2 separate regions of the Mus musculus genome follow, and region 2 is linked to region 1. A link is a loop called in an ENCODE intact Hi-C map of the cell type or tissue named here. Cell type or tissue: heart. All regions are shown on one strand. Each heading gives the region's core, and the rest is flanking DNA. Links, peaks and the distances in the headings are about the cores only. Region 1 has its middle 250 kb from the start of Gm51671. Region 2 overlaps Pbx1 (pre B cell leukemia homeobox 1).

The links. A loop is a pair of places that touch in the nucleus more often than their neighbours do. Peaks named below come from ENCODE experiments on the same cell type or tissue, not always from the same donor. Only the 100,000 strongest peaks of a DNase experiment are listed, where the experiment ranks them.
Region 2: a loop joins it to region 1, with 2.6 times the contacts of the local background. A loop is called at or near these places in 3 of 42 quality-filtered maps.

The regions. Positions count from the first base shown.
Region 1 is chr1:168,085,398-168,100,641 of GRCm38, forward strand. No RefSeq gene overlaps it. Among named protein-coding and RNA genes, the nearest start is that of Gm51671, 250 kb to the right of the region's middle. In heart, for the core only: a CTCF peak has its summit at 7,854; no DNase peak of the experiment used is centred there; H3K27me3 peaks cover 354 bases.
Region 2 is chr1:168,314,750-168,329,993 of GRCm38, forward strand. The region is part of intron 2 of Pbx1 (pre B cell leukemia homeobox 1); the gene reads right to left. Among named protein-coding and RNA genes, the nearest start is that of Gm51671, 24 kb to the right of the region's middle. In heart, for the core only: a CTCF peak has its summit at 8,351 (motif pointing left); no DNase peak of the experiment used is centred there; H3K27ac peaks cover 2,812 bases.

The sequences.
Region 1 (15,244 bases), core at 3,411-11,410:
TTTTTGTTTTTGTTTTTGTTTTGTTTTATTTTTATGTCTGGGTTGAACAGGTTGGATCATTCTGGTAGGAACTGATGGCTTGAAAATATAATAATCTTTACTCACTTGGGGCTGACATGCCTATAGAGAAGTTTTTTATAGAAACACTTTTCTTGTATTTATTTATCCATGTTTAGACTTGTCCAGTTCTTATGGATCTGCAGTCTGCTGCTCTCTCGAATCAGTATACAAACTTGCCTTCAATCTCTTTTGTCTTCTTCCCTCCCCATCCTCCATGAAACACACCTCTAACCAGGACCTTTTCTACCTCCCAAGTCCCTCAGACCCACAAGGGCTGCTGTCAGAAGTAAGTGGCTGCATCTACCAGTAGGTCTGTCACTTAAGAGAGAGGCTGCATCTGTCTTCTGTCCCTTGAGGCAATTACCTCTGAGCTGGGCACTCACAAGATACACTGTGACACCCCCCACCCCCACCAAGTTGCATAATCTCAACATGAGATTGTTCCCTTGCCTAAACACTCTCTCTTTGAAGCACCTCATCTTCAGGACTTGACAGCTAATTAATAACTTCCATTTTCCTGCTAAGGAATCATAAAAAGATAAATGTCCATCTTTCAACCCCTAGCTCTCATTATCATTGATGATAACATCTCCCAATTCAGGACAAGTCCTCTGCCCTGTATGGGTTCCCTTCTTGACGTCAAAGTATTTCCTAAAAGTCTGTTTGCTACTGAATTAAATAGGATTCTGGGTGTGGATGCGGACTTCGAAATCTCAGCCAGGATCGGTGCCTAAGCACTTCTAAGATCTGGCCTTCAAGTTCTAAAACATCCTTGGTCCGTGGTTCTCAGCAGATTCGGGGAAGAAGATGTTCCAGAGAGAGACCTGGAATCTTTGCAAAGATGTTTCCACATCCTCCACACTTGTATTAGACTGTGGTTGAACATGTGTTGCATATTTATTTTGGAAACCTTTACTTACATCATCAACCACTGCACTAGTGATGTTTTATATTTATTTATGTGTATGAGTGTGTTGTCTGCATGTATGTCTGTTCACCACTTGAGTGTCTGGTGCCCTCACGGGCCAGAAGAGACTGTTGGATCCCCAGAACTGGAGTTATCTACCAATGGTTAGGAGCCACCATTTGGGTCCTGGAACAGAACCCCTTTCTCTGAAAAGCAACAAGTACTCTTAACTTCTGAGCCACCTCCTCAGCCCTACCAATGACTTTGCTATTATCATGTCCTCTGGAATGTCTGACTTAGTTGGTGAATACAAGTGGCTGGGTAGACAATCCTTTCTTGTCTCTGCTTGACCATTGGGGTCATTTGTGAAGCTTTTACAAAATTCAGATTCCCAGGTCTTGTCTCAAATTATTAGACTGGAATTCTTTAAAGTCATATCTGAAGTCTGTAATTAGGGAAAACTAAAGGCTCTGGATAATTTTTTTTTGAGTCAGCTATGGCTGAGAGCCGTTGGCATGGTGATTAAGAGTCTGAATTCTGGACCCAAATGTGAAATAAATTTTTATAGATGTCATACCTAACCTAGCACCTCACATCTCAGGGGTTCTCATAAATCATAATTAAAACTTGCCATTATTGAGTACCTATTATGTGTAAGTGATACACTGGATATGGACACACACTATTTCATGCCATTCTCACAAAAAGCAGCCACCCACATCACATCTAGGGAGACTTAGCCTTCCTATAGAGCAGTGATTCTCAATGGTCTTAATGCTGCAACCCCTTAGTATAGTTTATTGTGTTGTGGTGACCTCCAACCATAAAATTATTTCATTACTACTTCATAATTGTGATTTTTGCTACTATTATGAATTATACTGTAAGTACCTGCTAATCAGGATGGTCTCAGGCAATCCCTGTGAAAGGGTTGCTTGACCCCCAAAGAGGCTGAGAAACGCTGCTCCAGTCGAAAGCCTGGAGCCCGGGTGTATTTCTAAAACTTACGTTTATTTTACATCCCAACCTCTACATACACACATATGTAACGTATGGATTGTAGCCCCAGGAAAGAACAGCACCCCTTTCATTCCTGAGTCTCAAACACTTGCTGTCCTTGTTGAATAGCCAGGCATATAAGATCAAGGGAAGACAGCCCAGTATTAGGCAGATGCCTGCATGGCAACTGGAAATGTTTAGCTGGCTCCAAATAGGTACATTCTGATTTTAAGCTTTCATCTCTCATTATCTTGTGGACATACATAGGGTCTCAGACCAGGACAGAGCAGGAATGAAGAAAAGTATGCCGCCTGTGAAGGGCCAGGAGGAAGCGCGCTGAGGGGAGAAAGGAACCAGACTGGAACCCAGAAGGCATGGAATTGTGGGAGCATGCTGCTCGCCACTCACCCAGAGCCGTTTTACCCTTAGTGATTCATAAGACATACTAGCTAAAATGTTACGTATTGCTATTCTGAGTGTGCATATGATACTGGCGGGGACATTGCCGTGATATTAGCGAAGCCAGAAAACAACTCAGCAAAGTCAATTCTTTCCTTCCTCTGTGGTTTTCCAGGAATGTCAGTCATTAGACTGGCTTTAAAAGTATTTCACCCACTGTTCCCACGTAAGGCACAGTGATCTTACTGGCCACAAATAGCATTTCACAGTTCGACATAGGCCACACATACTGATTTGCATAGAAAGCTGACATTTGTATTCAGATTCCCGGAATATGCATAGATTCTCAGGTAGACTGATGCAGACCCCCTGACATGTCTGGGAGGGGGCAAAGGGCAGCGAATAAGGCTCCAGGCTCAATTAAAGGAGCTACTCCAGGAGGGGAACGGCGCTGCTGTGATGGGCACTGGAGACAAAAGGCTGTCAGTCATCAAAGGTCTGTGGGCAAATGGACAATGTGCTCTGAATGTTGCACCCAAGCCTCGCAACAATGCTTTCTGTGACTGGAGGGTCAGAGAATCCTGTTTTCCACATTTAGATCCCGGGGACGAGAGGTTTCAGGAGGTGACAAGTTAGAGTTTAGATGCCTGATTTCTGCCTTGTACACATTCCCAGGCATACACAAGCAATTCACACACACACACACACACACATACACACACACTTGTTTGCATATATATATATATATATATATATATATATATATATACAAAACCATATTTAAGCATGCACAAACATGAATAAGGGCACAGATACAGACATGTTAACATACATAATACATATGTGGACATGCAACAAATATAGGCAGGCATATCCAAGCACCTTCACACACTCTAAGCACACGCCCTCACCCAACCAGATTCCTACCTCCTGTATGTTCACTCTACCTCCTTCCCTCAGCTCTTTTACCTTTTAATGAGCGATTTAGGATGACTTCATTGTTACCCAAGACTAAAATCAGTTGATGTTTGTCATGCTTGGCAGCTTCATCGGGGCATCAAGGACCAGATGAATAGGAGTTCAAGGGTAAAGGACACATTTTGGGGGGTGTATAGCTGTCCTTCAGAGACACGGGAAGACAGGAGGTCCTTACAACAAAGGATATGTCTCCCTTTTAGTCCATTCCTGATGCCAGCAGTGATCCAGAAACCGAGTCTTAACGCCTCATTTGTCCAGGAGTACATCTCCCCTTGAATTGCTAAATGATGCCCAGTGACACAGAGAGACCTTCACAGCAAAGGTTTCGCATCGCTTTACCTGTTAAAAGCCTCTTAGTTCATTTTAATTAAAAAAATTGTGAGCACTGTTCACCTCCTAGAGCCTCCTGGGATTTAAGAGAGAGGCTTTCCCGCCTCGACAACAGATGGGGAGGGAGGGCCAGAGTGGGGGCGAAATGAAGGGTGATGCCCAGATTTAGTTAACATAGCAGAAGGTGTTCAGTAACTGGGGTAGCGTTATTATGAGCAGGGCAGTGGTCTTCAGTACCTTTCCTCTCTGACTGAGTGGCTCTGACCTTCCAGACAGATCCTCTGGGCCACACACTCCCCTGCCTCCTCAAATGTATGGTGCTTTCTTTCCTCTCAGTTCTCACCAGCCTTCTCGCTCTGCCCTACTGTGGTTCTCACCATTGCTGCTGTGACTAATAAGACTTGACATTTATGTGAAAGATTGCTCACGTTCTTCCAAAGCCCTTTCCCAGGTATCACCTCTTTTCTGTACACAACCTTCTTAGCCCACAAGGTACACACCCACAGAATTGCCTTTCCTCTGGTAGTAAACTTGGAAGACCTTGGCATGACTGCTTTATTTGTGCTTTTTCTAGACACGCAGTCTGCCTTCCTTATTGATGCATATTTTAAAGTCTGCATTACTTACCGGCAGAGGCTAATGCATAATGCTATACTCAAAACAGCAAGCACAGGGAAACCTGGAAGGTTGTGATCTGGCTACTAAGGTGTGAGGTTTCTGGTCCTAGGTCCCTATACTCTGAGCTTTCTGATGGGGGGATAAGGTAGTTAGGTGCCTGTCCCTGGAGGGGTGCAAATGACAAGATGCTGCATCCAGTGTGGCCAGGAGAACTGATAGAGTTGTATGTTAGAGTAAATCTCTATACTTCCTGTCAGCTGTGAGACTTTCACTATATGAAAGGGTTGTGGTCTGTATGTGTGTTTGTGTGTATGGTGTGTGCATGGAGTATGTGCTGTGTGTATGATGTGTGTTTGTGTATGGGGTGTGTGTGTGTGTGGTGCTTGTGTGGTGTGTGTATAGTGTGTTTTGTATATGGGGCATGTATATGTATGATGTGTGTGGTAGGTGTGTGTGTGTATGATGTGTGTATGTGTGGTATGTGTGTGGTATGTGAGTGTCACACATGCATGAGAGCAGGCACGAACATGCCACAGCCTATGAATAGAGGTCATAGGAAACCTGAGACATCAGTCTTCACCATCAGTCTTCACCTTTCACTTTGAGACAGTCCTCTTATATTGTTCTCCAACGTGCAGTCCAGACTAGCTGGCTTGTGAGCTTTCCGGAATTCAACTAAACTGGAGTTACAAACACACTCTTCCACATCTGGCTTTATGTGGTTCTGGGAATCCGGACTTGGGTTCTCATACTCGTGTGGCTATCACTTCATCCCTGAGCCACCTCTCTAGTCTGAAACCTTGCCTTTTAAGGAAAACATTTGATGTAGTCACCTTTGCCCTTAAAGAAAGGAAGCTTTGGACCTTCATTCAGTTTTTCTTCCCTTGATAATATATAGCACCAGCCAAATTTTAAAGCAAACGCCCTGTTTGGAGCGTCGAGGCAAAGCCCTTCCAATACAGCAGAATGCCTCCCTCAGAAGCTCCAGAGTCAGCAAAGGCAAGGCAGGAGTCTTAGCTTCCCCTCCCGCCCTGGGCGGATGAGTTCGCCCTCCTCCTTCCTTCTTTCTAAACCTCCTGTGGCACTTTTAAAACCTAGGCCTCAGCACCCCCCTGGGCTCTTCCTCAAGCATCATTTGGTCTCAGAGAATGCAGACCGTTCTAATGTTAGCCTGAGGAAGCATTTCCCAAAGTGTGATTAGAGGAACACTTGCCTTAATAGGTACTTCTGGTAAAGAGGTCCTTGTGTTCAAATATTGCTGCGTGCATTCTTCCCCTTTGGAAAATTCCAGTGCATAGTAAAATTTCAGCAGAGTAAACGTTTTGAACAGTCTTGCACAAAGAGATGTGTTTCATGGTTTCAAAACCCAGAGTTTCCCAAATATATGTGATCATACCAGATTTTTTAAAACAGTGGTTTGTGTGTATATGTGCCTAAACATACATACATACGTGTGTGTGTGTGTGTGTGTGTGTGTGTGTGTGTGTGCATACTTGCTTGTGTGAGGGAGTTAATGGACATGCCTTTGGAGACTAGGGTCAACCCTATATAATGTTCCTCAGGAGACACCCACCTTGTTTCTTGAAATAGGGCTTCTCACTGAGACCTAGAGTTCCCCACATTATGATCAACAAGCACACACGACACTACAGGTGGCTCTTTATATCAGTGCTAAGAATCAAACTCAGTACCTGGTTCTTATGAGGTAAGCATTTTACCCTTTAAGATATCTCCCTAGTGCCTAGGACATTAATTTTTATTGGAGGGGCTGACCTATAGCTAGTAAGTTAGTACTTAAAATATCTGCGAAGCCGTGCTTAGGGGAAAGGCTCCTGCCATCATTCATAGTTAGGAGGACATGGTTTTATTTTCTATTGTTTGGATTGACTGGTACCCACCTGCATCTGCAGGCATCGTGACATCAATAATAGAGAACTGGCAATACCACCAGGACCTTTCATCAAAAGCAGGGCCCTGGCACATCCCTCTGGAACAGTCTTTGATGAGTGCTACTGACTTATCTTGGAGTCACTATGAATGACATTCAGGGCAGGATGACCTTGCCATTCGGGGCTGTGCCCGGGTCTCTGCAGGACTCTCCAGCAGCAGGTGTATTTCATCTCCTAGCTCCAAGGTATTTGTCCTGCAGCACCTGGTGTGGAGCGATAATTCCTGCCACGGGGATGCTCCTGGTGAGCCACTTGGCAGGAGCCTGGGGCTCAGAGGCTCTCTTCACAAATCTCTAAATCAACTGGCCATGCAGATGCTGGAGCAGCAGCAGCTGTTTCTGAGGCAGAGGCCATTCATCTTCTGCCTTTTAATCTCTTGTTTGTGGGGATCCTGGAAGAGTGCAGGTCTCTGCCACCACACATTGTATGCCTGGGTGCTCACCAAGATTCATCCAGACTATATAATTGCTAGATGCTCTCAGGAAGCCAACACGTGGGTGGCAAGGATCTTTCTTTCATGAAAGGGCTTAGAGGCATGAGGATTCTATTTTAAAGAGCTTAGGAAATGCTGGGGTCCTGATCGATGCTTTCCATGGCCTGAACTCAGTACAAACAAGGGACTTATTGTACTTAGTCTAAGTCCTATACTAAGAGTGGAGGAAGATTTGGGGGCTAAAGTAGAGGACACTGAATCAGGGATTCTGGAAAGGTAATGCTATTGATACATAGAGAAGGCTTTAACTAGAGGCTCTTGTTCACCCCGAGAATCTCTAGCCTCCTGAGAACTGCTAGGTAACTGTGATGTGAATAGAAAGGGAGCCGCACCTATGTGGTAAGTGGATCAGCGAAGAGAACGCAGTATCTGTTTATATTATGGAGGATGCTCTGACAGTATAAACGAAAGGCATTTTCAGTCTGTGGAAATGGGCTTGGAAGACTGAGGGTTTTAGAAAGGGGATGAAGCACAGACACAATGCAGATGGGAAACACAGGGGTGCATTACTGGCTGTGGATGTCGGGGTAGCTAGTCAGGTCTGGACTCATCTGTCCGTGGTCCTCTGCTACTACCCACTTGGAGTCATCCCCTCCCTCTGATCCTTTGGTCCTGATCTATATACCAGCCCTGGTTCCCAGGAGTCTTTCTAGACCTCAGTGCCTGGAGATAGTACTAATCCATGGGAAAGCTCCTGTCTGGCCTCTGTCACAGTCCCTCTGACTTCTGTCACCTTTGGCATCTCTTTCCTCAAGATGACCTGTGAACTGCTTTCCCCTAGAGCCATGGGGTTTGAGGTCAAGGTCCTTACAGACTCCACACAACCTGTTTGCACCATTTAAGCATCGTTTTGGAACTCTGTGTCTTCCTTTTGGAACTTAGACATTGCAACTCAGAGAAAGGCCTTATTTGAAAAAACTTGAGTGGCAAATGTGTGTACATTTAAATAAATAAGAAAGAAGTACTCTGGTCCCTGGGAGTGCCCTTAAATCCTGGCAATGACTATAGTTATCTGTAAAAAGCCGCACTGAGAGCAACACTGCTGGATATAGCACACTCCACATAGACTGCTGACACTGCCTTCCTTGCTTCATATCAAGTACATCAGTCCCGCCATCAGAGGTCCTCAGCACTTCATGAACTGAACACAAGGGAAGTTAGCCTCCAGCAGGCAGGTCCTACTGTTTCAAGTGGTAAGCAATAGGATGTTCTTGGAGATGTGTTCTGTCAACACACACACACACACACACACACACACACACACACCTTACTACATATTCCATAATTCCATACATATATACACATATATCAAAACACAATACATACACATACCACATAAACCACACACAACACAACATTCAATACACACTGTCACACATACTGCATACACACATACACACACTAAACATACATACCATACCACACACACCACACCATACACATACTACATACACACACAAACATATATATTACACATGCTCACATACATACATATATACATCACATACATATATACACACCATTCACATATGTATACCACCCATATATGTAAGAAAACATGCATACAACACACACACCACACATACACCACTCACCACACACACACATGCACACACACCACATATATACATACCGTTCATACTACATACACTATACACACACATCTACCATACCACACACACTGGTGGGTGTGGCTATTGGCTTCTTTCTGGCCCCACTTCATTTGACTATTGCTGGCTTGGATTTCGATGCAGAGCGGTTCAGTCTAGATGCACAGCTATTATCTCTGTGAACTGGATAATCTTAACTTTGAGCTTTAGTCACTGATTACATGGGAAACTACTTCCCTGGTGACTTCAAACTCCCATTCTAATTGCAAGAACACAGAGCGACCGATCTGGGGATGAGGCGAAGCCTGCAGTTGCATTCATTGTGCCTGCAGTTGAACACATCATGTCTGCAGCTGCACACATTGTGTCTGCAGGTGTTCTTTATTATCCCATTGCCTCGATTCCCCTTGTTCTCTTTCCTGCTAGCTCACTTTACACCACCACCTTTATTCTCAGGCCCAACTGGGTAAACTGAAGCCCTTTTTCACCCTCCAGTGACTCATTTGGGAGGACTACACCTCTCATGAACTTCACTAGATTAAAAACTTAAATCTGTCTCTTGTTCATAGGTGGCTTATTCATTATTTTGAACCTGACCAGTAGGGGGAAAAAGTCCTTAAAGACGTAACTGTGTTTATAAATCTAACAAATTCTCTTGGGCGACTCATTGGAAAGAATCCTTTGACTGGGTAACTATAAATTAACCCAAAACACTGTGATTAAATTCCTTAAGAAACGCTTCTGGGTGTAAATATTAGGGGAAAAGCAGTTGCAAGATGTCTCCAGTTTTGCAGACCTGCATGTAGCTGCCTGTCCTAAAGGATGCCCTCTGAGCAGGGGAAAAGCTGGGCAAAGCTCAGCCCAGCCTCCAGGGTGTCCCTGCAGCCACGGGGTGACTTACTCTCCAGGTGGAGCAGCAGGGATGATTTGATGGAAGGGACTTTTCATTGCAACTGTTCTCCCAGCAAAGCTCCTCTCTGGGGACCTCAGACTGGCACCTTTCACCATTGTTAAATTCACTTAAGATAAAAGCGACACCAGGCAAACGACAAGGGAAGAGCCATTAAGGGCTGAGTGTAAGCCTTGACTGACAGGCAGGCTCTCCAAAATGCTCAGCTGCCAGCCTGGCTCCAGCTGAATCACTAACGTGAATGCTGTCCCTAGCCAGTGCTTGACAAACAGGCAGGGCCCAGGCCAAGCCTACAGGACCTCCGTCCATTATTCCCACAGCCTTAGCCTCTGAGAACAGCCACCCACACTCCATCAGCTACATCATCTGCAACCACCTGGAAAGAGGGGACTCCTGCCTGCAAAATGAGACCCTATCTTCTGCCTGCTTTCAGGTCAGTGCCTGCGGGTAGCAAGCCATGGATTATGGAGCTCCAATTCCCTCACTGTGTAGCTGAGAGTGTGAAGATTGGACTCAAGTCATAGAGAATGCATAGACTGTCAGGTCTCTCTCTTAGTCTGTTCTCTCCTGTGAGTACAGAATTGTGTTGATTGTCATGTCTTTTCTTGAGCCTGGGCACGAGGCCATCCATTTGTTGAGATATGCCAGCATACAACCCGGTTAATGTAGAAGCTCTGGAGCATGGAGGTAACAGCAGGTACCTAACCTGCTAAACATTTTCTTTTGGAAAATCATCATTATCATCCTCTTCCTCTTCGTCATTGTCATCATCATCCACAAGGTTTAACTATGCAGCCCAGGATAACCTGGAACCTGTAATGTTCATACCTCCATCTTCAGAGTCCTGGGACTACAGACACATCAACATGCCTTACAATTGTGAGAAGATTTATTAAGGTAACTGTTACCATTGGAAGTTTCTGGAAAAATATTCAAATAGAAGCCCACACACAAAAAAAAATTGCTATCACACAGTAAGTCCACGGTTGAAATTTACAGTTTCTCCAAAGTGCAGTGACTTCTAATGTTTATTGGTTCCTTCTCCAGCTTTGCCACATCTTATCTGTGTGACCTGGAGAAAGTCGCTTAACCTTTCTGCAATTTCATGTCTGCATCTTTAAAATCAAGTACAGGACCTCCTTCCTGGAGTTACTGTGAACATTAAATGAGTTTGAAATATAAAACTCAGGCTGGAGGATAGCTCACTCTCTAAATTGTTTGCTGTATAAGCAAGAAGAACCCCAGGGCCTCATGCAGGGGAAAAAATAAGATGGGCATGGTGACAATCATATGCTTGTAAACTCCAAACTGGAGACATGTCCCTAGGGCTTGCTCACCATTTAACATAGCCTACTTAATTGAAGAATTTCAGTGAGTATCTCAAATAATAAGGTGTATGTTGGTTGACATCTGTGAACAACACCAAAGGTTGACTGCTGACCTCCACTGGCTTAAGCACACGCCCATGCCCACAGAAACATGCATGTCATGCGTGCGCGTGCGCGTGCGCGCGCACACACACACACACACACACACACACACCATGAAGCCAAGCACACCATAAATAATATATATTTAAGTCTTGTTGTACACCATTTTCCACCCTGTCTTCGGCCTTAATTGCAGTTCCAATCTAACGCTGCTTCCTCTCTCCGTGGTATTTTGAGCCTAGAGATGAACCTACACTGCTTGGCAGTGCTTTTGGCTGCCACTTCAGCATCAGGGGCCCATTGTAGCTGATGGTCATATCATACATCCTTGCTCTTGATTGCAAAGAATTCTGAAATATCAAGGGAGGAGGTTGAAATCTCCTGCAACAGATTTGTGTATACAACTTGAGACAGATTCTTGCCCAGTTACTCACCCTGGATTCAGCTCTAGGTGTGTCCTGAAATGTTGGCGTGTCTCATATAAGCTTAGAAACACAAATCTCTTTCACTCTAGTTTCTTCATTATGTGCTGCCTCCATCCATAAGATGACCCCTTTGGAAGCATAAGTATCCTGCATTGGTGAGGCTGTGGATGGAGCTGGGGAGGGTAGGCTGGACCACTGTCAATCTTGAATGCAATTTTCATGAAGGTCTTAAAGTGCACACTTGGTGACAGTCTTTTTATCACCATGCTTCTTCATGTTCTTGCCCTAAAGTCTCTCCTGGTGGAAAAAAAGATCTAGCTGGGTCTTGTAACCCATGGCATCCAAATCAACCCTTCTCCCTTCCCCTGCATCATCTCAGTGGTCTCCGTTGTCAAAATGTCTTCCTTCAACCAAGATCATATAGACTTAATGTGCACTGGATGGTCTTTCCGCGTTGCACAAGTGAAGCAATATTCTTTCCAGTTTATACAAACTTACAGAAATGCAGCTTTGAAAACCAATATGATGATTTTTACCATCAAGTCTTGAATCCCTCAATAAACCAAGAGGCACAGATGCAACCAGAGGTCACTCAGCTGTCTTCCGCATCTCAGCGTTATTGACTACAGAGAATTCCATCTTATTGTTTTATAATATTCTGGGATTCTTTCCTGTTTTGTTAGACAATGAGGTTCTTCCTTCAAATTGAAAACCAAGTACCACTGCTTTCCTTGTGCAGTGGCTTCCGTGCTTATGGAGTTATTTTCTTAGCATAACTTTCTAGAATATAGCTTAAGAATTTTTTGATACAGTAAGATTTTGTGAATTGCAAGGGGTCACACTCCTCAATTATACCTATCACAAGCTGAAAATATTATAAGTGAAGAAGTTTCCCTTAAATACACTAACCCACCAAAGACAGCGGCTGGGCTATTGGAATTTTTTTTAATCAGTTAAGGTGTTAACAGATAAAGTGTTTGGAGCAAAGCAAAGGTTTCATTGCTTATTGGCAAGCTCCGTAGACTCTGTGTGTAGAAGAGTGGTTCAAAAGCTGGGAGACATTGTCTCTGAAGGCATTTTGGTTTATACTGCATTTGAGGTATCCCTCCCAGTGTCCCCTCCTATCTTGTTTTGTAGTGTCCTAAAGGTGTCTGTGTGGCCCTCTATAGAAAAGGTCGGGTCTTTCTAGCCATACACATGGAAATAACTGCAATAGGACTCCCTCCCCTGCCTCAGAGTAAGAAGGCAGTGTAGTAACAAGGTCCCTCTCCATGGTGCATAGGCACAGGAACAGATGTTGCCTAGATTTGTCTCTTTCTTTGTGGTAGAACCAGGAAAAGACTCGTCGCAGGAATGGGAAACGACGCAGGAATGGAAATGATGTAGAAAGCAGAAATGACCTACTTTTCAGGAAAATAGAAAATTTCTGCTAGAGACAAAAGCCATACAATAGAAACCAACTAAACAACCAACTAACCAACCAACCAACCAACCAACCAACCAACCAACAAACAAACAAATGAGGTCATTATATCCCCCATTTTTCTCCTCCTTGGGCCCACAGCCTCACAAACATCCTTGATCAACAGTCCAGCACTCTGTAAGGCACCATCAGGACTTTCCTCCACTGTTCACATGACTGACAGGAGCTATGGAACTCTGCAGCAGGCCATCTTCAGCCATTTCCCATTTAAAGATTGTATGGAGAACCATCAGAAATCAAGGTCTATTTTTGTTTTTGTTGTTGCTGGTTTTGTTTTAATCAGAGATGAAACAGGATGGCTGCTTTTATATATCATCTTAAGCAGATCATGAGCTACCTGGATCGTTGACTAAACATTATTATACCCATGTCTACAAAGATGTTTCCAGAAGAAATTACAATCTGTACAGGTGGGCTGTGCAGAGCAGATGACGTGAGGGCTGAGCAGGACAAGAGGCTGGAGAGCAGTGGAATATGCTCTGTCTGCCTGTATGAGCTGGGATATTTATCTTCTCCACATCTCCATCTTCAGACTAGTCTGGGTTCTGTATTATTATTGGCTTCCTGGCTGTTGTGAGGGTTCATGATTTGCCAAAGAATGATACCCCAGACTCAAATAGTCTGTAAAAGCAAAGAGTGTATTACTCTGCAGATGGAAGATCACAGAACTTCTCAGCCTCCATAGTCATGGGAACCATCATGTTACAATGCACTCATTATTTACATCTACTTCTGGTCTATCAGCATCCTCTGGGAAAGGAAGTACTAACGTTTCTAGAGTTGTCCCTTCCACAACAGTGTCGTCTCACTAGAAAAAAAAAAAAAAAGGTCAATGTCTGAATTGGCTTGGGAAGTGAGTACCTCAGTTACTGGAATGTTCTGCATAGCTGAGAAATGTTGTCCATCTGCCAACATTACATATGGGATAAACGCGTTATCACTTAACACCAAATTACACCAAGCATAATCCCATTTTCCTTTGAGAATTTCAAAGGCATTCACAATTCTTCAGGGTCATTATCATAATCCTACTTCTCAATGCAGAGCTTCAGGGGCTGTGTGAGGAAGCCCTTTGTAAGTGGCAAAGAACTGTGGGCATGTGGAGTTGCAGTGTTTCTGGTTTTTTTGATGAGAAGAAACTGCATTGGCCAAATTTATCAAGACATGCCATATCCTGAAAGTTCTTTTTTGAGGTAGTATGTAACAACAACTCATTTATATGTCATTTACCTCTTCCTCAAGAAAGCAAAATCAAGAATATTAAGCCAAGCATGGCAGCACACACCTGTAATCCCAGCACTAGATCGGCAGAGGCAGGAGGAGCTCTGAGTCTGAGGCCAGCCTGGTCTGAAGACTGTGTTTAGGACAGACAGAGGTACACAGTGAAACTGTCTCAAAACACTAAGAACAAATACTACAATAACAACAAGAAACAACAACAAAATATGTAAAAGTTCCTGTCTCCATATTTGAAGGTGTTCCTAGTGAACATACTGTAATTTTAATATCACAGTGTTCAGCTCTAAGTCTCTCAGTATGCATCAACAATAAAAACAAGGCTAGTGATAACATGAAAGCATTTTCTTCACAATGAACAAAAGTACTCTGCTTCTATGAATTTAGGGATGGTGGAATCTGGAAATGGACCCAGCACTGTTCCTGAAGGGCTCTTACAGACGTCCATTGCCTTGGGAAAGTCAATTACCCTTTCTGAAACCTGTTTTCCTCATAGATGATGAAAAAGCAGTCATTTCTAAAATCCCTTTAAGGCCTAAAATTTCTATGGTTTTTATGCCTTGGCCCCCTTTTTTGAAATTATGTTGCTTCATTTTCTTGAAAAGTTCTTGAGCTAAAAGAAACTATATTTCTGAAGTAAAATGATATAGAGTGAGACTTTTTTCAGCATCTGGGATGTTAGCTCTGTTGAGACCAAGGATTGGGAGGTATCTCTCACTTTAAAGGGCCCAGAGCTTCTAGAGAACATACTGAAAGAAGGCAGCAACTTTCTGCACCCTCAACACAATCAGTATCCCTAGAGTAGGCACTAGCTTTGGAGCATGGCACTGGTGACTTAAGATTTAGATCAAGTGTGGTGGCTGAAGGAAGATAAAATATTGTAACTTGTAAGTTTAGGAGCCCACGGCCCTGGCCTGGGACTGAGAACAAAGCAGAACAGCCCCCAGGCATGCCAGGGCAGGGCTGTAGTTAAGGCATTCCTAAGAACATCTTGACTGTAAAGATAAAAAGGTATGCAAGGACCAGCAGGGCTATATTATCTAAGTCAACACCATCTGGCCGGAACCTCCCCTCTGTCTATTGCCCCTTGGAGCCGGGTAAAGTCATACATCAACTGGTTGCTATGTGAACAAAGATAAGCCCCCAGCCCACAGGAACAAAGTCCCGATGCCCTTTCTGTTAATGTTTGAATAAGCCAATAGTGTGTCTCTATGCTAAATTCCACACCCCTAAGCCCCTTTACCCCATAAAAACCCCTAGCTTTCAAGCCTCGTGGCCAACATCCATTATCTCCTATGTGGGATGCATGTCTGTCCGGAACTCCGTAATTAAATGTCCTCATGTATTTACATCAAGAGATGGTCCTTCATGATTTTTTGGGTGCACGCCAAATCGGGAATTGGGTGGGGGTTTCTCC
Region 2 (15,244 bases), core at 3,616-11,615, 230 kb after region 1:
CCATGGCTCTGGAAGCTTCTGTTCCATCCACCTTCTTTCAGACATCCTTAGGGAACAATTCCCCATGATAGAACTGAGAGCCTGGGTTCTGAGCAACACGGGCCTATGGGAACCAACCAAGTACAAAGAAAGATAGGAGCTGACATCTCCAAGAACCGCTATGCCCTAGCAATGGTGCTACCTATAAGGAAGGAGGATATGAGGCAGGCAAAATGGGAATCTCTGCCTTCAATCCATTTGTTCCCAGTGACTGTTTCTGACCCAGTACAGACCAGTCATTAGAGGCTGCTTAAGCATAGATATCCTAGATCATACTGGTTTCGCCTCACTCATCCTGACCCCAGCAGGAGCTCAAAGAAAGATGCAAAGAATTAATAGGAGGAGAAAAAAGACTTGTGGGAGGACATAACACTATCCCCGGGGCATATGGTTGCTTACTAGATTTAAGATACAAAATATCTGGCTCGTGGGTAAATTTAATAGTTGACAAATTGAACAAGAATGAAATGACTGAAGTCAGCATTCCTGAAGTAAAAGTTCCTTAAAGTCAAGATCTTTCTTTTGCTGTTATATATGTATCCTAAGAATGAAGAATAGTGCTGGCATCTTGTATATACTTAATTGGCATATCTACACAAGAAATGTGAATGTAAACAGTGGGTGGATGGGTGGATGGGTGGATGGGTGGATGGATGAAGGGACAAAAGCAACCCCAATTGGGAAGGCAGAAGCAGGAAGATCAGTAGATCTCATGAATCCAAGACCACTTGAGCATCACAGACAGGCCTCATGCCCCAAATGAATAAACAAAATTCCAAAAATCAAGACAAAAGCCTAAACTAATTTCAAAATGCCACCAAGAAAAGAGGAAGACTCCCAAATCTACTCCTGTCTTTCTACCTCAGAGTAAACAAGGTCTTTCAAAATTAGGGATGATTACAAAGTACATTAAAGGAAAGCTAGAATCATCTCACTTTAATTCTTCAGACAAGCTCTACAATATATATGGTATATCATGTTTTAAAACCGGTATAAAAGTTATAAAATCATATTATATTTTCATTACCTGTGAATTTTGTATTAACCAGAAATGCAGTTTTTAAATAATAAAAGCATGTGCTATGGAAATTCTTAGAATGCTGTTTTGCATCCCGAAATTTTGGGATCCACCCTTCTGATGCCATCACCACGTTATTCATCTATTTAGGGGGTTTCTTCACCTCTTGGTAAAGACTTTTACCAATGAATGGAAAGGTAGATGTGAGGTCCTCAGCACAAGGGGTATAAGCAGCAGAGTTTGCGTTGCCATTATTGCTTTGTTTTGGGTTGGGTTGAGTTGGGTTTTGGCTTTTTGGAGGCAAAGTCTCTCTAGGTAGCCCAGGCACTTACTATATCGACTAGGCAGGACTGGAACTCACAGTGATCTGCTTGCCTCTGCCTCCTGATTGCTGGGATTAAAAGCATGTGCCACCACGCCCAGCATTGTGTTTTTGCAGTAGGGTGTCATTCACAGTCCATGTCGCAGCTGCTGAGTGAGTTTCTCTGCTCACAGGCATTTAGGCCTGGGGATGAGCTGCAATGTGTCTCAGGCAACCCGGACTCAAGAGGCAGCAACCACTCACCTTAGAATTACAGCCTTAAATCACCCAAAGTCAAAGACTTACTTCAAGTGCCTCATTGGGGCTGAGGTGAAGACTCTTCCTAAGAGCAACTGTCCCTGCAGAGGGCTCAGGATACACTCCCAACAACCACAGGGCCAGGGGATCCAACATCCTCCTCTGACCTTTGTCACACATGCAAGCAGGCAAAATACTCACATATATAAAAATAAATAGGCTTGAACTGTTGTTAATTACGTTATCAATATTGTCCTCACTGGTTTCACTTCCTAGTGTTCACTTCTTTATGGCTAAAAATAAACACATCTGCTTATATCAGTATGTGCTATATATGTGACTAGGGTGCATTCATGTGCACACATGTATTCATGTTCTACTATGAGAACAGAAAGAAAACCAATGCTATCAACTAACCATTCCCTTCTCCTTGGGTTGTGATTCATCTTGCAAGAAAAAGGGCATAGATTTAAAATGCCAAGCTCACACACAGTAGGCACTCTATAAATGTCTGCAGAATTACAAATCGAGAATGAAGCATGAACAGCACAGAGAAACACGAGGAATATGGAGTGTTCAGCCTAAGGAAAAGAAGAAGAAATACTAAAAATAATGGTCTGCAAACTCTTGAGTGGCTTTTGCAGAGAAAAGCAATGGACCTGTTCTCTGCTAGGTCCAAAGGGAGACCTCAGACTGATGGGAAAACTTCCAGGCACAGACTCAGTTGATCATGACTAGAACAGCTTGTCTGGTGTATATAATAGCTTAATGGTTGTTTCTGTTAATTAATAATCTTGAAGACTTCTTTAAAGATAAAAAAGTATTATCTTTCTCTGTCTGTCTCTGTCTGTCTCTGTCTGTCTCTGTCTCTGTCTCTCTGTCTCTCTGTCTCTCTCTCTCTCTGTCTGTCTGTGTGTGTGTGTGTGTGTGTGTGTGTGTGTTTAAGGTGGTGCTAGACATCAAACCCAGGGCCTCAAATTCATTAGGTGGACACTCTGTTACTGAGCTACATCATCCATACACTTGGATGATCTATTGTTAGACACTATCCAAAGAGCATCAGCAAGTGTGCACAGACAGTGGTAGGACCACCAAGACTGGTTTAGTACCAGTACCAGTATCCCTTAAGAACCTATAATTTGCCAGGTAGCAGTGTCACATGCCTATAATACCAGCACTTGAGAGGCAGAGGCAGACAAATCTTTATAAGTTCAAGGCCAGCCTTGTTAAAAGAGCAAGTTCCAGGTGAGAAGACAGGGCTAAAAAGAAACCCTGTCTTGAGGAGGAGGAGGAGGAGGAGGAGGAGGAGGAGGAGGAGGAGGAGGAGGAGGAGGAGGAGGAGGAGGAGGAAGAGGCAGCAGCAACAGCACCAGCAGCAACAGCAGCAGCAGCAACAGCAGTAGCTATAAATTGGGGGCAAGAGAGATGGCTCGGTGGCTAACAGCACTTGCAGCTCTTCCGGAGGACTCAGGTTTAGTTCCTAACATCCAAAATGATGAGCTCCTAACCACTCAGCTCCAAGGGATCTGATACCCTCAGGCTCTGCATGCATGTGGTGCATATACAGACAAGCAAATGCACACACATACACCGAAATAAAAATAAATGTAAAGGGAATTTCAAAAACAGCAAATAGAACCTGTACTCCTAAATTTCAACCCTTTCAGATATCATCCAAATCCCTAGGTATGAATATGCCTTTAAGAAAAAAATGAATATGAGGAACCAGAGAAATAGGTCAGCAGATAAAATTCTTACGGAGTAAGTCTAAAGATCTGCATTTGATTTCTGAAGCCCATGTAAACATGAAAGGAAAGCCACAAAGTTTGTCGCTTTACTTCCACACAGGTACCATAGCACAAGTGTGTGTACCCACATACATTATACACATAAAATAAAAATAATTTTGTAAAAATATGAATACAAATGTTACAACTATTTGCCTTATGATCTTCAATTTCACATTTTAATTTTTTTTTAAAGTAAAGAAGTCCTAGATTCTTACAAAACAGTTTGATCTGTTTATCCTGCATCCAGGTCGACTCAACCAGCACCATCTGGCAGAGACCAGACTTACACTAGGGATTAATAAATCCTCCTTATACCATGTGGTCTCACATTCAGAAGGAAGAACCATTAATTGACATCACATGGCCATTGGTATTTCTAACATATCAGATCACAGATCAGAACAGTGGATTAAAAGCACCAGCACCCACAAGAGCAGGGAGTCAAAGACAAGAATTTCTGGAATCAGGTACCAACCACCTCTTCCAAGCCTCAACAGAGCCATCTTTAAAATGAGGGGTGATCAGCACTTCCCTAAGAGACTATTTCTGGGGTGAAGATCAATAAGAACATAAGAAGGCCTCCAGTGCTACTCAGACGAAGGAAGATCCATTTCAAGTAACCTTAGAAAATAACTGTAAAACAAGGCCATATCAAACTGTCTTAATACACACAAGACACAGTATGTGTCAGGTACAAGGGCTTTGCATTTTGGCCTTTTCTTGATAATCTGCTGGACTCTGGTTGGGACTTTATAAAGAAAAAGACCAAAGGGAGTTAGTTGTCCCCCTGCATTGAGTGTCCAGAGGACTGTACACACCGTGTCCCATGAGCAGTTTTGCAAGGAGCCTTTGCACCCTATCACCATCTCCCCAGTCTCCCGAGGTCCCCAACCCCTGCTCTAGACGTCTTCTTCCAGTGTCCAGAGCAGCAGACGGTCTCATTAATGGTCTCCTTAACTACCTTAGCCCTTCCAAAGTGCAAACAAACAGCAAGCACGGCGTTTGGCAAGGGCTTTGCAGCCCTCCGTCTCCTCACTGGAATCATCTCCTGCTGAATCATCGTTCGTCATTCATCACCCAAATAAAAAGACATCGCCCTGCTAGCCCTGCCTAGGAAACAAATTATTTGATGTGGTTAATTAAGAGTGTGAAAACCTGTGTAAACTTCAGGAGGAGGGTGAATGGTGGGAGGGAAATCTATGCGTGGTTTCTGCACTTATTGGCAAGCCATTTCTCAAAACATTGGCTTTGATATAAGAAGATAGACGCAGAATTTGAATTTAGTTTCTCCCTACACTGACTAGGTAAAGACGTTTTCCCCCCACACTGTCTTCTTTGTAGTTTCAGGAAGACTGGAAGGAAAATATACTTATAGCTCTTCTTCTGACACTTCCAGACAGGTTTCCTCTGAAATTTGCAATGCCTGTCATCCCCTCAGAAGAAAAAAAAAGAAGTCCTTAAAAATGACCCTTCAGACCTGGGTCAGAGCTTGTGTAGAGGGGATGTTTATTGTCCATCAACGCTGTGTTGGTATTAGCGGATTTCCAGACAGCATAATCTTACATAGAAAAAAAATCTGTCATACATACTTGGCTCAGATAATTATTAGTGTACAAATTGTCCAGTAAAAGCAAAAAAGTATAAACTATAGTTCAGAGTACCATGGGGATGGGGTTGGCTTCTCCCTAAAGGGCTCATGGCAATAGAATGAGCAGTTCCAAAGAGGCCCTGGCTACCAGCTCAAGCTCTCAAGTGGTCACATGAAGAAAGTCAACACTTTTGTTCGTCAGGAATGTAGTTCCTCTAAATGGAAACTACACAGAACTATTTTCTTTCTCTGGCAAATGAATTGTGCTTGGTAATCTGAAAACGTAATAAATTATAGAGACAAAGACAACGCCTCTGATGCTGGCCGCAGCAACAGAAAACCCAGTGTCGCTAGACCGAGGCTCCCACCACTGGGCCTCAATAGGGAGAATGCAGACCCCAGGAGATGACTAGAGCTAGGGCTGTCCCACCTTGCCTTGTCGGTTAATTCTACAAGCACCTCTATAAACAGATGATTTTGATGAGGTGAACAATTGTATTGGCTACTGCCTTTCACTTATATTTTGTCTTTCTCAAGTCTGAGAAGGTTCTCCATCCCCAACCTGAGAATCCCACGTGGCATTCGAGAAGTTCTGCTTTAGACAGACAGGGTGTGTTCGCCATCAGACATATTTTGTGAAACATGGGGCCAGCAATACTCAATGCATAGGGTTTTCTGAGAATGAATAAATTACCCACTTTATAGTCTCCTCTCCATAACATGAACCTAACTTACACTGTCCTACTCCATCACTATTCAAACCAACATAGTTGGCAGGTCTGTCTCCTTGTAGCCATTCCTTTCCCTTGCCCAGTAAGTTCTATGTCCCCATCTCCCGGGTACTGACTACCACCTCTTCTTTCTGTTCTCTTTGTTTACCTGACCCTGCTCATCCTTACCCTCCACCAGCCACCTCCCTATGAAACCAACCCTAGTTATCTATCCTGCTTTGTAAGCCACTGCTCCAGTTTCTGAAGCATCACTGCACCTTTTAAGGCATGCCATGCCATTAGCAACTTCATTGAATATTATCTATGGTTTATGGATTTTAGTATTTAAAAACTGGGAACTTGGGACTGGGGAGTAAGCTCTGTAGGTAAGAGTATTTGCTGTGCAAGTGTAGGGACCTGGGTTCCAACATCTTGCACCCACATAAAAGCCAGACATGGCCACAAGGGCCTATAACCCCAACATTAAAAGGTAGAGATATGTACCCCCTAGGAGCTCCTTGACCAGCCAATCTTGCCAAAACCACAAGCTTCTGGTTCAGTAGGAGACCCTCACTCAAGGTAACAAGGCAGAGAATGACAGAAGAAGACAATGGATGTCTTCCTTTAACCTCTTGTGTGCATCCCCCCCCACACACACACACAAATACACAAAAGAGGGTGGGGGGGGAGAGAACAAAATAAAAAATCAGAACCTTGCCGAAGGCAAAAATCAGTTCTTTTTTTTTTTTTTTTTTTTGAGTAGACAGCACCTTCAACACATCATCTGGTGGTATAGATAAAAGCGCTCTGTAAATTCTAAAGCAATTTATGCATGGAAGATATCCTGACCTGTCAGAACCATGAGGATGTGGCTGTAAGTCATGCTGAGACCTTAGCGTTACTCCCAGTTGGGAAAGAAATGGAAACTAGGGCAAGAATCTAAACTGAATCATCAAAGTGGACGAGAGTGATCAGAAGCTCCCGCAAAGGTGGCTGTCTCAGTTGTACTATGCAAAAATAAAAACATCCAAATTTTATGTGCTTCTGGGTTGAAAGCGCCATGGTGAACAGCCTGACCATTTATAGACAGCCCCCCAGCCCTGTGCTTAGAATCAGGGTTTACACTTTAAGGAAAGGAATTCTTGATAGCTGGGGAGTGAAAAAGTTGGGTTCGCCAAAGAATAAGGCACCCAACAGCAACAGCATCACTTAACTAGCAAGTTTGGATGCAGGCTTTTGAACCGGGCTATCCCACTCCTGAAGCCTTCCTCTTAAACACATCAATATACTCCATTTGAAGAGTTGGTATCTTAGGCCCAGAAGGCTTTATTCTCTTCCATTTCTGTAGGTTAAATGGGTTTATACTCTATCAGGTGAAATTCCTAGGTCATAGATCTGATGATGCCATTTGTCATTCAAGGATGAAGACGGAAAGGCTCCATCACACCAGCTGTTTGACATTAGGTTACATAGGTTAGTTAATTAGGTTAATGTAATGACATTATATTAGACTCCAAGCCTCAGTTTCCCTACCTTCAATGAGATGAAATACATTTCTCTTGCGACTCCCACAGGGTTGCTTTGACAGTTGCTTAGGTATATACACATAGAAGTATTTGGTAAACTATAAATCCCTACGCTAAAGGAAGGGCCGTTTACATTGGTACCGTGAAATCATAGCATCATTCTGTCAAGTTAAGGATCCTTTCTTGTGGGATGGACTGTGGTCCCTTTTCTAAACAATTTCCAATCTATTATCTCTCTGTCTCCATGAGGCCAGGCCGCTTCACTTCCAGGACCAAGCAGACCGAGATTGGGAAGTTTTTCTCCATTGTTCTCTTATTGGCTGTGGTTTTTGCCCTTCTGAAGATAATATGGCAAACTGCATGGCTGGCCAGCTGTGGTAGGATCTGTAAAAATGGCTGCCTGTTTATTATTTGGCAACAAGTTCTTCATGGTACTTAGTGGTCTGGAATTGATTTCTCTGCCATTTAGTTTTCCCAAGGCTTCCATGCCTCTTCGCTTTCAACGTGGATCCCTAGGCTGTCCCTTCCTGGAAAATGGGCGTTGGTGAAAATTACCAACAACTGGGTTTGACTTTCCAAACTAGCAATGGAATGGTGACCTTGGCGTAGAGAACCAAAGAAAATGACAGGGACACCTAAACTCTTGAGTAGAACTACAGGACAGACCAAAGATGCCACAGCTCTTTAGCCTGGTGCCAATTAACCTCCCTCCACCTTGTTCCTGTAAATCATGCCTCCGACGTAGCCAGACTTGGTGCCAGACAATGCAGGTACAGGAATCACTTTCCTCAAAACACAAGCAATGCCATCTCCTATGAAGTTAGAATGAACACTTGAGGCAGAGACATGAAAACGACTGTTGCATAAGGGGACAAACAAACCCTTAGCCACGAGAGAAAGTCAACTCGATGGGGAAACGGAGTCATATTTGGAACTACACAAACTTGTGTCTTGTGTCCAGCATATTCCATTTCTTTTCCCTACCATGTAAAACACTGGAAGCTACTCCCAGGGACCCTCTGTGTTCCCCTACAATGAAAAACAAATAACACTGGGTTTTGGGGATCCACAGGTCTCCCCACTGGTCCATGCAAACCATAATCCTGCTGCTCTGCCCCCTAGTGGCTCAATGTGGTACATGCTGATATCTGTAAGGAATGACTCACTGGGCAAGTTCCTCCCAGTTTGGAGATTTACACAGGAAAATAAAGTTTTCTTTACTGATTTTATGATATAAAAATACAAGCAGAGTCATAGTTGCATGTATAAAGAAACTTTATAATATCACTATCTCTCAAAAAAAAAAAAGGAAAAAAAAAAGAAAAAGAAGGCAGAGGTTGATCTGAGAAAAATGGGGAGAAATGGAGACTCTAGACTGGGGAACCTGGGTGCTTTCAGCTTCCCCCTAGCCTCTGAAGGACAGCCATGATTATTCCCTGCAGCCCAACACTGTTCCAACATTCCAAGGCTAACTCTTTGAAGACACCCAGTCTCTGGGCAATGTTTCTTTGTTTCCTTTTCCTTTCTTTTCTTTTTCTTTTTAAGCTTATTCTGAAACACATCATAGACCCCGTCCTGTCTGAGTAGGACACATGCAATGCTGGCTGGTGCTCACAGGGTTTACTGTAATCCCTCCAAGAAGGGCTCCGGATAAGCCCTATGCGCGTGCCCACCCACTCCTGCGTGAGGCCAAGGATCCAGTGCTGACTTTGGGGGACTGATAACAACGGTTGCATTGTGACAGACAGAAGGACAAAAGAACGAAGAGGGAAAAAAAAGAGGGGAAAATGATAAACGACAGGAAGAAAGGGGTGACATTTTACCCTTGTCTCTGAAGTGGCTGCAGATTTACCAGCTGAGTTCCAAAAGGAAGAATTAGGGGCAGTCCCAAGGCCAAAGATGATATGACTAAGGCCGCTCCCAGTAAAGAGTGACTACAGAAATCTCCAAGCACTGACATGTGCATACACATGAGTGACCACACTTCACAGGAGATGCACAAACATAGCCCTGCACAGTCAAGAGTGTGTCAGACCTAGGTTTGAGCCGTGGAGGCAAAGACCTTTTCATAAACACGTTTAAGCAAGAAAAGCATGTAGAATGACCACGGTTCAAGAAGAAAGGAGAGAAAATCCGACAGAAATTCCTAATACCTTAGAACGAAGACTAAACCTCAATACAGACACTAAAATTCTCAGCTTTGCCATTAAAGCAGGGCCTAAATTATTGATCTCTTGCCTCTATCAGCATAACACTCACGTCCCAGTATCAAGATCTAAGTACACTGCAGTCCCTCTGCTGCAGACACTGAAATAATTAGGAGAAATTCTCATTAAAGGAGAGTAAAAGGTTCAGAGACAGAGGCAGAGCAGAGGGTCTGGGAGATTGTTTAATGTCTTCCAAAGGGCCTGAAGATTACTAGGATCAAATCCCTGAGCAGTGCCCGTAGATGACAGCTTATCAAAGAGGACCGGTACAAATAAAATACACACAGTGACCCTCTCTGGTATGTTTACATCCGTGGGTATCTGTGTAGAGTCACACTCACGCTGCAGGAAATCAATGGCTGTGACTGTACTTGCAGATGGACATTGGGGCTGAGGATAGCATGTCACAGGGGACAGGGGAGAGGAAGGGAGGGGAGGGGGAAATCCAAAATGTATGGAAAATAAGTCAAAAGAAACAAGTGAATGATGGCAAACCCACTACAAACTTTTCAATTTAATTTATTTCTCCTTTCAAAGCTCAAGGGGAGACCAGGGAGACTGAGCAGTGATGGGGGTACACAGGCAAGCAGGCAGGCACTTTCCCATGGGCTGGCAGAGAAGTCAGGGTAACAGACACCAATAAGCAAGCCACCCCACTGTCACAGGAACTGACTTCAAGTGGCACAGTCTCCTATTGATTTGAAGGTAGTCAGCCAGCTTTGCCTACCCTCCCCCCACCAATTAAAAAAAAAATCAGTCTTCTACACATGTTCCCAGAAATGGCCTAGACTTAGAGACCGAGGGAAGCACGGCCAACAGCTCGTGGAGAGAAGGGGTTACCACAAGGAAAATGAAGAGGCAGGGTGAAAAGTGTGGGGATAATGTATGCCTCCTGCTCAGCTTCATGCAGGCTCAGATACCTGCAGAGAAGTGGGCACACACAGGCGCATACACACACACACACACACACACGCACACACACGGACACACACGCACACACACGGACACACACAGGGACACACACGGACACACACCCAGGCACATGCGCACACACACACACACACACACACACACACACACACACACACACACACACACTCAGGCACGGACACATACAATGTTAGCCAATATTTAATGTCAACATGCAGTAATTTGGAAGAAAAATTCCATCTCACACAGCTAATCAGAATTGTTAGAGAAACCATTACCACAAACACTGGGAACATCTGAAATTGATTATTTTTACTTCATTTCGTTAATGAAATCCTCCAGCAACCAAAAACTAACCCTGAACAAATTTCTACATAATGAAAGGAGGGGAAATGAGTGAGTTCTCTTTTTAAAAAAAAAGGAAGAGAAAAAAGGGGACTCTCTTCATATTTGGTACACACGCGTTTACATGTATATGTTCCTTTACGGTTTCTCTCAGTGTAAAATAACTGAGCCAAGCTGGAAGCTGTCCCCACCATTTTGTGAGTGCTGAAACATATTAGCATGGAGCTCACATCCCAGAAGGAGCACCACATCATTAAATGTCTTGGGCTGGTGCATAGGGAAGAGGAATACGGGATGTCACCAGCTGATAGGGAATGATGTTATTTATTAGGGAACACTTACCAGAAACTGCATTTTCTCCATTTGCATTGGATAAGGCAAGGCTGCCTTTGCAAAGTGCACACAGGCAGAGATACACACAGGAGGGGACAGGCCTCAGATCCTCCCCCGCGCTCTCTCCACTGTCCCCTTAATCTTCGTAGCTTGGAGACTGGCTTACATGATGACAGTTCTTCCTACCACTTTCCCTCACTCCCAGGCTACTTCAGCACTCCATAACTCCCCATACCTCTCCTACCTCCCCAGCCCTCCCCTCCCGGTTAGCTCAGAGCTGCTCTGTGGTTATAAAAGCCTCAAAATTCCCCTTTCCTTCCCTTGCTCCCAGCAGTCTCAGAACACTTTGCTACAAAGGCTCTCCTTTCTACCTCCTACTGTCTTTTCAAACCTAACCTACACACACACACACACACACACACACACACACACACACACACACACACACACACACACACACCATGCTCATACACCAGCCCCAGCATAAAGCTGGCTAGAGAAGAGTCAGAATGCCCATAAGGAAAGGACACCTAGCAAAGCCTGGAGGTCTGTGTGCCCTGAATTTGTGTGTGGATCAGCAGTCATACGGGGTAGAGAGGAGAACCGGGTAGCTGACATCCATATTTCTTAATGAGAGGATGGGAAAACAGGGTTAGGATTGCCAGTGGAAGTGCTGAAATTTTACACCAGGGGATGGATCCTCCTGGAAAGGGACTTGGTGTGGAAGCATAATTGCTAAATGCTGGCCCCCAGCCTCTCTCCTCCTCAGCAGTTATCAAACAATGGGGAAACTTGCTTTAAAGAGGCAAGCCTTGGGCCGTAACCCTCAAAACAAGAACAATGGCAATTTCCCTGCATCCCCCTCAAAGAGTAAGTGACCAGAGGGAAGAAAACCAGATACAGTCTTTACAGTTTGTGGAAGCACTTGGTCACTTGAGGGCAGAGTCTGCCTTCCTTGGGGACTAGTCACCCCACAGCAGTCAAAACAGTCCAAGGATCATTACAACTCTGTGTGGCTGGCACCTTTGGAATTGGGAGGGGAGAAACGGCTCAGATCATGGGCATCTGGGAAAATCCATCAGAAAGAGTTAAGAACCGGAAGCATACACACCCATAGATAGATAGATAGATAGATAGATAGATAGATAGATAGATAGATAGATAGATAGATAGAGATATAGATAAAGATGCAGATACAGATCCTCTTACTTAATACATAAAGCAAATACTAGTATAACTGAAGGGGGAAGCAGCCAACAGTGCAATAATGGTAGGGGTTGGTGAATCCCCAGAACAAGCCCCCAGTGGGCACACACGCAAACCAAGTGGAGAGACTGGAGGTCCTAGGAGGCTTGAACCTGTGTTTGGGGCAATGTGTAAGACAGTGAATGTCCCAAGAACATGTGGGTTTGCTGCGTGGGGGCTGGGGGATAGAAATGCAGATCAGGTGCAGCTCTTCCAGAGCATTCAACTTCTGGACACAACTGTTGGTGCCGGAACTTTGAGGATACTTCCAGGAAGCAGACGGAGGAAAAGGAAGAGACTAGTCTTTCTAAGGAATAAAATTTGCTCACCTGCAATACCTAGGTCTGTTGGGAAAGTCTGCCCCACTCCCAGTATTTATTGGGGGGACCCCTTACCCCCCAATCTCTCCCTCCTAACTCCTAATGCAGCGGCCTCTCCCCCACCTAAAGAAAGTGGCCGAGTGTAATTATGCAGAAAGCACCATTGGAGCTATATCAATAAGACAGACGTCTGTTGTATCAGTCTCTCTCAGTAAGGCATTTCTTCTCCCCAATTGCTCATATAGAATCATAGCCTAATAGCATCCCATTAACATAATTGCCAACACAACTAGTGTTCCGTGTCTCAGAACCATTTACTTACTTCACCATAAAGAATACCAAAACAGCCCTAAAATCACAAAGAGGAGGGAAGATGAGGGGTGGGTGATGGGGAGGCGAGAGGAACATTTTACCCCTTTACATTCCCCTTGCTCCCCAGAGCAGGGGCTCCAGGATGATAAACACAGGAGTGCCTCTCTCATCTGCGGGAATCGTAACACAGGGCCTTCCTACCAGACTCCCAAGCAGACGTGTGCTAAAATCTAAACGGATTCTGCCAGGCGAAATGAAATTCCCATTATTTTTAATTAATCCTTAATTAAAATATATTACTCCGCAGATTCCGCAAATCTCTCTTAATATGCAAATGCGGCCCATTCAAGGATATTTACATATCATTAATTAAAACGGCACATTCTTTCAGTCTAACAAGCTGAGGGGCTGTGGCTGCTGCCACATTGGCGCGAGGAGCCCTTCCTGGCAGTGCCAAGCTCATCTGATAAAAAGATGTCAAGCGTTGGCTGTGCCTAGGGAAGGTAACGGGGAGGGGAGGAATACCTAATACCTTGACACTTACCAAGCACAGGGGCTTCAAATATTATCTTGGGGTTGCAGCCAAGTGATTTTGGCAGGGCTTAGGGGCCCCCGACTATTGACGCCTATCTGAAGATCCCTAAGGGCCCAGCCCAGCTGAGTCCTGGCTCTGAGACCCATCAGTTTCTCACTCTGAAGAGTGAGTCATGATGGAGGTAGGCTGGGTGGAGGAAGATGCTGGCCTGGGAGAGGAGAGAGGATTTGTGTACACTTGTCTGGGATCTGCCTCAGAACTGGAGATTTTCTGAGCAGCAGGAAAATCATCTCCCCAAATCAAGATATAATTAGCTTTGGGGAGAAGCACTGACTACAGTCCACCAATTTCCTTACCAGTGGCTTAGGTGAACAACAAAAGACTTCCCAGGAAACGTGACTCTCCTGGGTGAGGCTCTCTGGTTCATTTTCTGCAGTCTTGCAAAAGCAGGCTCGGGACGGGACCTTGAAGCAATGGGTTGACTGTTGGAAATCGGTAATAGGAGGAGGATCACACGGTGGTTCTTGTCTAATAGAGAAGGTGCCGCTCACCTAGGAAATGCACTTAGAGGTGGGCATCCATCACTCTCTATCCACAGACAAGTCCTACCAGTCAGGAAGAGGCCACTCTGGTGAAGAGAGGAACGGGCAGCCATTTGGGAACAGAAAGAGGGCCTACTGGCTTAGACATTCCAAGGCTAGGACAGGGTAGAGAACAAAGACAAAAGGCGTGTAAACTGCGTTGTCCTAAGTCATCCATACTCCACACTTCTAAGAATCCCACTCAGTGACATGGGCTGCTGGCGGCCAGCTAGGTTCCCTTGCTAGCTGAGTGACTTACTCTGGTACAAGTATTTCCCACTGGTGCCTTAGCAAAATTACAGCTGAATGCATACTATCATCCAGGGCCATTTTTTAACACATGAAAGGAAGACTATTACATCCTTGAATACCAATGGCCTACTGTGATCCCTTGAAGCTACCTATCAAAACATGACAGGGGCCTCCTGCACACCATACCCTGAGGCTAAAGCACAACTCAGGACCCATAATACAAGACACTCTTGGTCTCAACCCAAATGTCCTCTGCTTCTCTCTGTACTTGGCCGACGTGCTCCTCCAATATTTAAACTTCTGTGAAGCGCAGACCTTAACTAAAACAACTCTGCTTTCTACTTAGCTCATCCCCATGTGTACTTGGAAGGCAGAAGCAGACGGATCTCTGCGAACTGGAGACCAGCCTGGTCTACAAATCCAGGCCAGCCAGGGCTATACAGAGAGACCCTGTTTGGATAAACAAAAGCAAAATGCAAAACACGAAGGAGGGAGGGAGGGAGGGAGGGAGGGAGGGAGGGAGGGAGGGAGGGAGGGAGGGAGGGAGGGAGGAAGGAAGAAAGACAGATACCTCTGTCTCACACACATACATACACACACACACACACACACACACATACACACACACACACACACACACACACACACACGAGCATACACAAGGAGGTAAGTATTAAGTGATTATTCATTTCTATTACTGGGTTTTGCTTCTTTTGACAATTGCCAGGACCTTTGAAGTCTTTCCCAAATCCAAAGCTCAGTAGCTCTGAGGTGGTCCATCCTCCACCCCCCACCCCCTTCTGTGGTTATTGCAGTTCCTCTCCTAGACTCACAGGCATTAGTTACTGTCTGGGGCTATTTCCATTTCTCCGATGGCAGTAACAAAAGCCCCACTGTGCCCTGAGTTTATCAAGCTGCTGAGGATCTGCTCCATCAGCCAGTATCTGTTATCGG